2 separate regions of the Homo sapiens genome follow, and region 1 is linked to region 2. The links are chromatin contacts, found by Hi-C in ENCODE. All regions are on one chromosome and are shown on one strand. Each heading gives the region's core, a stretch centred on a gene start or an enhancer-like site at or near the end of the contact. The rest is flanking DNA. Distances are from core to core; before and after follow the strand shown. Region 1 has its middle 78 kb from the start of NFIL3. Region 2 has its middle 74 kb from the start of LINC02957.

What was found. Hi-C counts contacts between places; a loop is a spot of excess contacts on that map. Pooled maps may share reads with other maps.
Region 1: a map with no recorded cell type shows a loop between it and region 2 (13-fold over the local background). The contact joins two enhancer-like sites. A Hi-C loop is called at or near these places in 1 of 168 maps with a recorded cell type or tissue (IMR-90), 6 of 37 single-sample maps with no recorded cell type and 6 of 50 pooled maps.

Annotation. Positions count from the first base shown.
Region 1 is chr9:91,498,940-91,503,904 of GRCh38, forward strand. No RefSeq gene overlaps it. Among named protein-coding and RNA genes, the nearest start is that of NFIL3, 78 kb to the left of the region's middle. Within about 2 kb of position 1,977, at least 2 of the 41 ENCODE cell types and tissues checked have a DNase peak (open chromatin) inside an H3K27ac peak, as active enhancers do.
Region 2 is chr9:90,920,876-90,925,855 of GRCh38, forward strand. No RefSeq gene overlaps it. Among named protein-coding and RNA genes, the nearest start is that of LINC02957, 74 kb to the right of the region's middle. RefSeq lists a silencer at 459-621 and an enhancer at 3,310-3,359. Within about 2 kb of position 3,141, at least 4 of the 41 ENCODE cell types and tissues checked have a DNase peak (open chromatin) inside an H3K27ac peak, as active enhancers do.

The DNA.
Region 1 (4,965 bases), core at 727-3,226, 580 kb after region 2:
TGGGAGGCCATAAACTTATTCAAATGATGCTGAAATTGCTCAAAATAGTTTTAGAGTCTCTCTCTTTGGATATGGGCTCAAAAGCCAATGCATAAATTATATAAAATTTATATCATTTTGTGACCAATCTGAAGAACTGTAGTAACAAAACCAAAATAATTTAATTTGGTTTGCAAATGCTCTACAAAGTACAATTATATTTGCTCTGACTTGTGAGGTTTTCTAAAAAAATCAAATAACTGAGCATGTATTATTTTTACAGTAAATTAAATAAAAGTTGGGATAAAAATTCTCGAATATTATCATATATGACAAAAATTGCTAAGTGAAATAATTTAAGATTGTAATGAAGGGACATAAAGTAATTGTAAAAATAGAGTTTCAAAAAATAGTGACTTCTCTGAGAGGAACTTACTCTGAAGTGTGAATATAAAAAAAATCAAGCTGGCACTTTGGCTAATAAGAGTGCAAAATGCTACAACTCTTTGGGAGGGGCATTTGGCAATTTCTAGCAAAATCACATAGACATTTATCTTTCAATCTTGCAAACTTACTTCTTGGAATTTTTCTTTGAGATACCACATGGCAGCTGCAAATCAATTCATGTGTAGTTATTCACTGTGCCATAATTTGAGATAGCTAATGGTGGAAGCAATGTAAATGCCTAACCACAGGAAACAAACACAAGGCAAGCTGGGGATGCTTTGCTGTGCCAGAAAGCAAGAAAAATGCTAAAACAAAGCAAAAATCTCAGAGGGATATGTGAGAAGAACACAGGTGCTCACTGAAAGGGACTCCCACCAGCCATAGTTGGGACAATTTGAACATTTAAAAAGGGCGTAATGGGTTATATTACATTAACTAAAATAAACAAAGAAATCTTCAAGTCCTTAGTAATACATTTAAAATAGGGGCAAGGCAGCTCTTCTTTATAAAGTAATACTTTTTAATAAATATCGGAGGAATGAAGGAATTTAACAATAAAATTTTGCAGTCACCACGGTAATGACTGATTTAGGCAAGAATCAGCAGTGCACCTAAAATCATTGGCTGAAGAGTTAGGCACACAATCTCAAAGCATCACCCACAGGTTATTTTTAAGTATAAAGAGGAAAAGGATACACCTTGAAGAATAAATGGAAGTCAGAATTGCCCAATCATGGGACACACTAATGATGTAAAGGAAGCAGACTACAGTGCCAGGTAGTTTTCTTGTCAAAGCTGTTTAAACTTCATCTTGCTAACTTAAGATATATAAATTTAGGAAAGAAGACTTTATTTCTTGTAAAGGGTTACAGCCTGCAAGGTGGCCATCCTGCAGGCTGGGAAGTGGGCCTCCAGCAAAGACCAGAGACAGGCACTTTGAAGGAGGAGAAGTTGGATTTGGAGCTCATAGTGAATGGGTTGGCTAAACCTACTATTTGACAGTTTACAGGGAAGCTATGAATATTCCCAAACATAGACCCATGTTCATCTTGGGATAGAGACTTAACATTTAAATGTATTACTGTTAGGTTCTATGTGATCAGAGGTGCAGCAGAGACACGATGGCACTAGTCTTCAGCCTTTGCGAACCGACCAGAGCCAGTCTATGGTTGGTGATTTTCTTATCAGGAGGAGGTTACTGATTCACTGCCTTGTCCAGTCAAAACTGTAGTCATGGCTGGTGCAGCAGGGGTTCAGTTAGTCAGCATCTGTGAGCCCATGAGTCATAATTGTTTTAATATTGCTTATCTCAAGTCTAGCCCTTGTTTAGCTGCTAGAGAAAAAGAAAAAGAGAAACCTTGTGGCAGTTAGAACATAGTTTACTCTTTAAGTGTAGGAGTGGGTGACTTCACTGGCATGACCTTAGGTCCTGTTTATAATTTGGTATCTTATTGCCCCAAAGAGCCTGTTCTGTCAGTCTTCTGATCTCCATTTTAACGTGAATGCTGGTCAGTTGTTTTGTCTAAACCCCAGACGGGGGTGGGGCGGGGCAGCGGGGAGTATAACGAGGCGTGTCTGACCTTCTGTTTCATCATGAGTTTCTCTGGGGTTCCCTTGGCCAAGAGGAGGTTGGTTTGGTCAGTCGAAGAGGGGGGCTTAGATTTATTTTTTGTTTGCAATCTAATCAAGATAAAAAATTAAGCAAATCCAGAGAGTGGATGATTCTACAAGTCGACTTCAAAAAGCTAAGGTCTTGATCAGCAAATCACTGTGAGGGGACTGAAGAAGTGTGGTAGCCAGCTGTCATGTGAGGTCTTTGATTGTATCCTGAATTTATAAAACAGAAAACAGCAATGAAGATCATTTTGGTGACAACTGAAGAAATTTTAATACCATCATATTAAATATTGAATTTTTGGAGTTGTTAATGATTTTGTGGTTAATTGGAAAGTATCTTTGTTCTTGAGAGGTGCACACTGAAGCGGAAGTGATGACTGCAGCTTATTTCCCAATGTGTGTCTGCATTTATAGAGAGAAAAAAGGAGCAACAAAGTAATGTGGCAAAACATTAACAATCGGTGAATTTGGAGGGAGAGTTTATGGGTGTTCATCGTACTATTATTTCTATTTTCCTGCAAGTTTTAGATGTTTTGAAAGAAATTGGGGAATATTCAGCTGATGATTTTACAGCTACACTTGATATATTAATCTATGGAATGTGGTAAGATTGGTATAAATTACATTATTTTTATCATTTAAAGTAGACCCTAATATCACTGGCAGGAACCAAGAGTAGGTATTGATAAAACCTGTATACATTAGAACTAGTTGGAAAGTTACTAATCGGGCTGTAGCCTCCTAATGCAGAGTTTGCACACGATACACACTACAATCTTTTGTTAATCAGCGAGGTCTATGTTTTCACCAGTATTGTTCACTCAATACTAAGTAATTTCAATTCACTTAGTATCGTTTACATTTACAATTAAGTTGTTAGTATCACTTAAATTTACAATTATAATTTACACTTACAATTTACAATAATACAATTACTTAGTATTGAGTAAATACTAAGGCTGAAAGAGTTCCACCTACAAATGCCTCCTCTATGCGGATGCCAAATGTGGAGCCTATAGTTGGAGAGGTGTCAGCACCTTTCAGGAGCACTAATTCAGACCATGGCCACAGTGACTAAATTATCCAAACCTAAATGGAGCACACATCTGGCTACATGACCCAAATTTTCATCTCTTATTTATTTTTAATGGGCCAATTTTCATATTGAAGGAGAAATAAGGAGAGGTCTGAAAATTGGCTTCATTAAACAATTAAGCTCTTAAATCCTGACAGTGATGGAATATTTGGTGTAGAGAATAACAATTTTCATAGATGATGATTCCATCATAATAGAGGGCTGAAATTCCCAAAGAATTCCAAGTGAGGCCTCCAATACAGCATGCGATTGCCCATGGAGAATGTTATTCTCATCTGCAATTTGTTAGTGCTTTTCATCAACACATAATTATTTCAGCTAATAAACCAGCTAAGTATGCTCTAATGAAAAGTATCCCAAAGAGAGAGAAAGGGAATTACTAAGGTAAAGAAAGCCCTCAAGCTTCTAAGTATACAAAATTACACCTAGTTGTTTATTGAGAATGTCAATAAAACCCGCTCCTAAGCATGTGGTGCACTATTCCTAGGTGTACATCACTCAAACTATGTTCGAGAACTGATCTTTCCTCTTTCAGGTTATCGTGGAAAAGAGCCAGGGTGCAGGTGTTTCATGTTTATCCACAACTCTACTGTTTCCTAGGAGCCCTGACATCTTTATGAGTCTTTAAAAAAAGTTCTCCTCCTCACTCCAGTCCCCTGTGCTTTATCAACAACAAATGACTCTCTCCCGTTTTTACAAGGGGCCATCCACTCTCCTGCGTTCTTCTCATACTTCTTCGTTCCCTCTACCATACCTAATTATCAGTGCTTTTGAAGACCCAAAGCCCCTTTTTATAGTAGAGTGCCTTCACATCAGGGAGGAATATCAGCTGACTTTTTAATAGTGCAAAATGCAAATCATAAGCCCTCCTTACACTCTCATATGGCGCTCCGGCTTGCTTGCGAAGATTGGCACAATCCCATCACTGATCAATACTGATGTTCCCGGTGAGTCATCTTTCTGTATAAGAAACCACACTGAGACTTGGTGGCTTCAACATCAACAACCATCGATTTGTTCATGATTGCGCAATTTGGGCAGGGCTTGCGGGGACAGCTTGTCTCTTTTCTGTGTGCCATTAGTGGGGCAGCTCAAATGTGGCTGCATCATCCATGTCCACATGGCCTCCTCATGAGGCTGGCCTTCTGGTGCTGGCAGTTGGTGAGGGACTCTGCCAGGGGTATTGACAAGGGGGCTTCAGCTTTCCTCTGTGTGGCCTCCCCATGTGGCTAGGGTGGGCTTCTCACAGCATGGCAGTCTCAGAATAATGAGGCTTTTTATATGGCTGCTGGCTTCCCCCCAGAACCGAAAAAGTGGAAGCCTCCAGCCTTCTTAAGGTTTAGGCCTGGACCTGGCAAAGCGTCACTTCCACCACGTTCTTCTGGTTAAGGTGAATCACAAGAGACCAGATTCAAGGGGAGGAATGACACGAGGATGTGAATACCAGCAGGTGACATTTATTGGGGGCCATCAATGTGTCAAATTACCACATCATTCGACTCATCAAGAAAAGATTGAATTCAGACCAACACATTGTGTGAGAAATGTGTATGATCACTACAAAGTTTTGCATTTAAAATGCTAACATTTAAAAAATAACATGTACTGTTTCAGGGGTAGTGTTTTCAGGTCCCGTATGGAGACATGAAGTAACTGCTTCCTCATTGATTCTGGATGCTGAGTCATGGCTGTCCATGCCTCATGCTGCAGACGCAGTTTCAGGCTTGTCACTTTGGGTCTGACTAGTCAACAAGTACAGTGGGCAGGTGTGGGGGTCCCTACTCTCCACCCAGGCTGAGGGTCAGGGTCAGACAAGCTTTGATGAT
Region 2 (4,980 bases), core at 1,891-4,390:
ATCTGTATGTATCTGTGTGTCTGTTTATATGTACATGTGTGTCTGTATGAGTCTGTGTATCTGTGTGTATCTGGGTATCTGTGTGTCTGTGTGTACTTGTGTGTCTTATGAGTCTGTGTGTCTGCATGTATCTGTGTGTCTGTATGTACATGTGTGTCTTATGAGTCTGTGTGTCTGCATGTATCTGTATGTCTGTGTGTGTCTGCATGTGTTGTGTCTCAGCGCACAAACCCGCAGCACACAGAGCTGGCCCTGCCCATCCACTGACACAGGAAACCTGAGCCTCGAAAGCAGCCCATGGCGCACCTCAGTGCTGGTGCACTCACCCTCTTCAGCCTCCTGGTTCTTCCACGGAGCCCAGCTCTGGAGCAGCAGAGCTCAGGGACACTGTGTTCCTCCTGTCCTCACATGCTGCAGCCCACCACCTTGCCAAGCTGTGTCTGGGCACGTTTCTGGAACCTGGCTTGGCTCCAGCACTGGCCCTGCCAGCTCTGTGCAGACAAGCTCCCAGGAGACGCCCTGGGATTTCACAATGAGCCTCGTGTGCCCAGTCTACCCCTGCCCCCCAGCTGCTGTCCGCTGCACCTTCCTTTGGTTTCCAGACCAGGTCAAGACATGGGATGAGCCTGCTCAGAAGGGATGAGCCTGCTCAGAAGCCCTGGGCCACACACAAGCCCTGGCCAGCCACAGTCGGTGCCCTATGCTCAAAGAGCCACAGCGCTCTTGACCCAGCTCCACATTGCTGGCCGCAGGCACTTCATTTCTTGTAAATTAACCCTTCTTTCTCTCTGGAAACTTCAAAAACTTCTCTTTACCTTTGAAGTTCCAAAATAAATCTTTTTAAAATGCATTCTGCCATGCGTTGGTGGGCCCTTTTAAATAGGACTGGCTATCTGGTCTGCAGAACCTGGTGCTAAACTAAAATGTGGAAGTCCTGTTCAAAAAGCAAGAAAAAGGCATAACAATACTAAAATATACAGCTTTTTCCTCTCTTCCAGAGTCTCTTTCTTGATGTGCTGCATTTTTCATGTTATTTAATGTCATTCCAAGTTAAAATTTTAAAGTATTAGCATGAATTTTATCATTTGTGCAATGCTAGTTTTAAATGCAAATACAAAAGTGTTTAACTCACATGAGGAATCACTGAAATTATGGTTTGTGTTATGTGGCTCGAGCATGCATGTGTATTTCATTTCTACCATAACAGCGACAATGCTGCTGAAAAGTAGCTCAACTGTTTGTATTTTACTTCTTGCTACATGCACGTGCGCCAGCACCCTCTTATCTTCAGCTGACTAATGAGGGAGAAAGCACTGAAGGACAGGAACTCTGGGTTGCCCTGTCCTCATCTTTCCTCGTATGTCATCATTTTCAAAGTTCGTGGTTGTCGAATACTGGAAGTAGCCCAGGTAAGAAGGGATGGGATAGGATGCCTTCATTGTTCTGTTTCTTAGAAGGCCTTTGCCTTCTTTAGGCATTTGAAACAAGTTCTGGTTCCAACAGATCGTGTGTGGCTTTGTACGGCTTCCATATGCCCCTCCTTCTGTGGTAGAGCACGATTACCTTCTACTCGCCTTCAGTGTCGCTGAACTGCACCGGAATCCACTGGAATTCTGTATGCATGGGCCTTGGGAGCGTGAATGGAGCAGCAAGGAACGGGGACACATATATCACCTGTGTCTCTGCACATGCACACGGTTTGTGGCTCCGTCGGACTTCACTTACAAAACCCAAGTTCAAAGATCAAATTATGAAGCATTTCAAGATGGCAACAGATGAGAATCAGACAAGCATAGAGTCCTTCTGAGCTTAGAGCCTTACGTGACCACAAGGGCCACATATCCAGGAAGCTGGCCCTGCTTTTGAACTGGAAAAGTTCTGATCAATTTTCTTCTATCAGTTATTTAATTATTTTCCTCCCTCAAGTCTCTCTGTTCTCTCCTCCTGGAACTCCTAGTAAATACATAAAGAAACGTCTAGCTCCCGCTCGTGTCAATTGTCTCTTACTTGGATTTCTTTGTCCCCATGAATGACATTCTACAAGAACCCCTTGGTCTTTCAGTTCACTAATTTATTCTTCAATCACGTCTGTTTTGCTAGGTTTCATTAACAATCATCTTTTAAATTTCAAAGTTTTATAGTTCTTTTTTGTAACAGCCTCTTCTTGTTTCAAGGATAGTTTACATTCTCTAATCTTCTCAAACATGTTAAATATGATCACCTTTAAAACTTTAAACTGCTGTGTTTAGCTGTTTCCTTGAGCAGGGAGAGTTCCGTTTGTTGAAGTTGAATGCCACTGTTTCGTAGCATTCATTTTGCTGACATGTTTGACAGCTCTCATCTATCTGATTATCTTCCTCTTTGAGAATCCCTGACCAGTCATGTTTCTCCCTGCTCAAGTGAAATAAAGGCCTCAAATAGATCAGTGGTTTTCAACTCTTTTTAGCATAGATAAATGTTGTAAAATAAAATTTTATTTGTGGAAATACAGTGTGTAAATCCACAGTGGAAAGGCAATAATTGAGGCAGAGATGCCCTGCAACCCTAGAGGTGCCCGCTTGGACCCTTGGTGTTCCCTCTGCAGCCTCACCACACAGTGGGCCTTCTCTGTGATTGCTGGGCTGAGCGATCCTGGATCCTCACAGCCCATGTCTCAACAGTTAATGAACCAGGTGATCTGCACATGTATTTCAAGCTCCTGTATTATCCCTGATGAGGATATCTAGATTTGAACTTCTTTGAAATTCCTTCCTAAATATTTATTTTGTCATGTTTCTACATATGGAAGGGTCCTCATGGCAGATAGACTCACAGGGACTTACACACTACCACACTCTTTAATGGGAACAGACCTCCTATTACTGACTTCTTGACAAAGTCTTGAAAAAGAATGAAAATGAGGATGCAAGTCACCAGGGAAGGCAGAGGAATATTTCTTTTATTTAAGCGGACTTGCTGATTTCAAAAGAACCATTTCCAGAAAAGACTGGGCTAAGCTCCAATCTTGGCCTCCGTATATAATGCAAAAGTAGATGCTATAAACTAGTAAATTCATGGCATTCGATCATAAAAAAGAAGAAGAGATGCATTTTCTGTTAGACCCTGAGGCTGTACTTTCCCAACCGCTGTGTAGAGCAAACACCAGGTGGGGAGATGGCTTTGTGGACATGCAATCCAGTTTCTAATCCAGAAATAGGTCAGAGCACCAATGTGAAAATACCTGTTGTTTTTAAATAGGTCTGTGTGTCTCAGTGTGTGTGTGTGTGTGTGTGTGTGTGTGTGTGTGTTTTCCTTAAGGGCACTTGAGATGCCGCAAAGAAATGAGGAAGTGGAAGTTTTGAATTGGTTTTTCTTCTTTTGTCTAGGGATGATTTTTTTTTAAGAGTTTCTAAGAGGTAATTGAGTTTCTTCCTCAGGAACAGTCAGTTTTTCATGAATCAAATGTATCAGTAATAATTTTTTAAATGCTGGATTATAACTTTTGAAAGTTTGCAAGTTGGGAGCATATTTCCTTGGCTCTGCGACATTCCCTCCTCTTCCTGGGGTTCTCTCCTCCTAGGACCCTGGGACCAAGCACTGCCCTTCAGGTCTTTGATCTCTCTGATCTCATAAACTTTGCTCTCCTTGTCCTTTTGAATACCTTCTAGAAGAATCCCTGGATCCTCCTCGTCAAAAGTCCACATGCTCTTGGGGGTTACCATTGTTCCGGATAATCTGGAGTTTTCATGTTGAAAACAACCACCACCACACCAACACGTTTTTCTGTTGTCCTCTTGGCAACTTCAGAGCCCTGACACCGTAGGGAAAGCGCTTAGGGATCCCATCACAGTTCAAGGGCCAGGGCCGGTGGCCTCTGCCAAGTGCCAGGCCCTCTTATCCCTGAGTGAAGCACTCACATTCCCTAAGAAGGGGCATAGGGACCAGAGCACAGGGCAGTGAGGGAAGTGCTGTGGGGCAAGGGTGGTGGTGTCTGAAGACGGCTCTGCCTTTACAAGGCCCACTGGAGCTTTATGTCTGCATGCCCCACAGCAGAACTGTCCTTGCTCTTTTTCATGTTTAAATTTATGGTGAGGTAGGAAGATTGCTTGAGCCCAGGAGGTCAAGGCTGCAGTGAGATATGATCATGCCACTATACTCCAGCCTGGGAGACAGAACAAGAGCCCATTTCAAAAAGAATTTAAGGGCCTGGCGCAGTGGCTCATGCCAATAATCCTAGCACTTTGGGAGGCCGTGGTGGGTGGATCATTGAGGTCAGGAGTTTGAGACCAGCCTGGCCAACATGGTGAAACTCCATTTCTACTAAAAAAAATAAAATACAAAAATTAGCCAGGGGTAGTGGCGTGTGCCTGTAATCCCAGCTACTCAGGAGGCTGAGGCAGGAGAATCGCTTGAGCAGAGGTTGCAGTGAGCCGCGATAATGCCACTGCACTCCAGCCTGGGTGACAGAGCAAGACTCCGTCAAAAAAAAAAAAATTAAGGTATATAGATGCACATTTAAGTTATATAAACACACGTACACACACATAAATGCAGCACCTTTCCTAAGTGTACAGTTTGTTGAATTTTCACAAACTGAGCATGTCCATGTATCCAGCCTCTGAAGAAGAACAGTGGATCACCCGCACTGCATATAGAAGCACACCACATGCCCCTTCCCAGTCACAACTGGGCCCAGCATTATCTTGAGTTCTGACAGCATAGCCTAGTTCTACTGGATTTTATACCTTGTATAAATGGAATAGTACAATTTGTACTATTCTGTCCTGCTTCTTTGGCTCAATTTACTTTGCAAGATTCTCATACACATTATCTCAGATCATTGTAGATCATCAACTTCTTATCACCATCTGGTAGTCATTCCTTGGTGGGAACAGACCATGACTCAGTTATACATTCCACTGCTGAGGGCCAGTCACATGGTTTCCTGTACTTATTCCTACTAGCTGGTGTGAAGCACGATGCTTCCGAGAGTATTTTCAG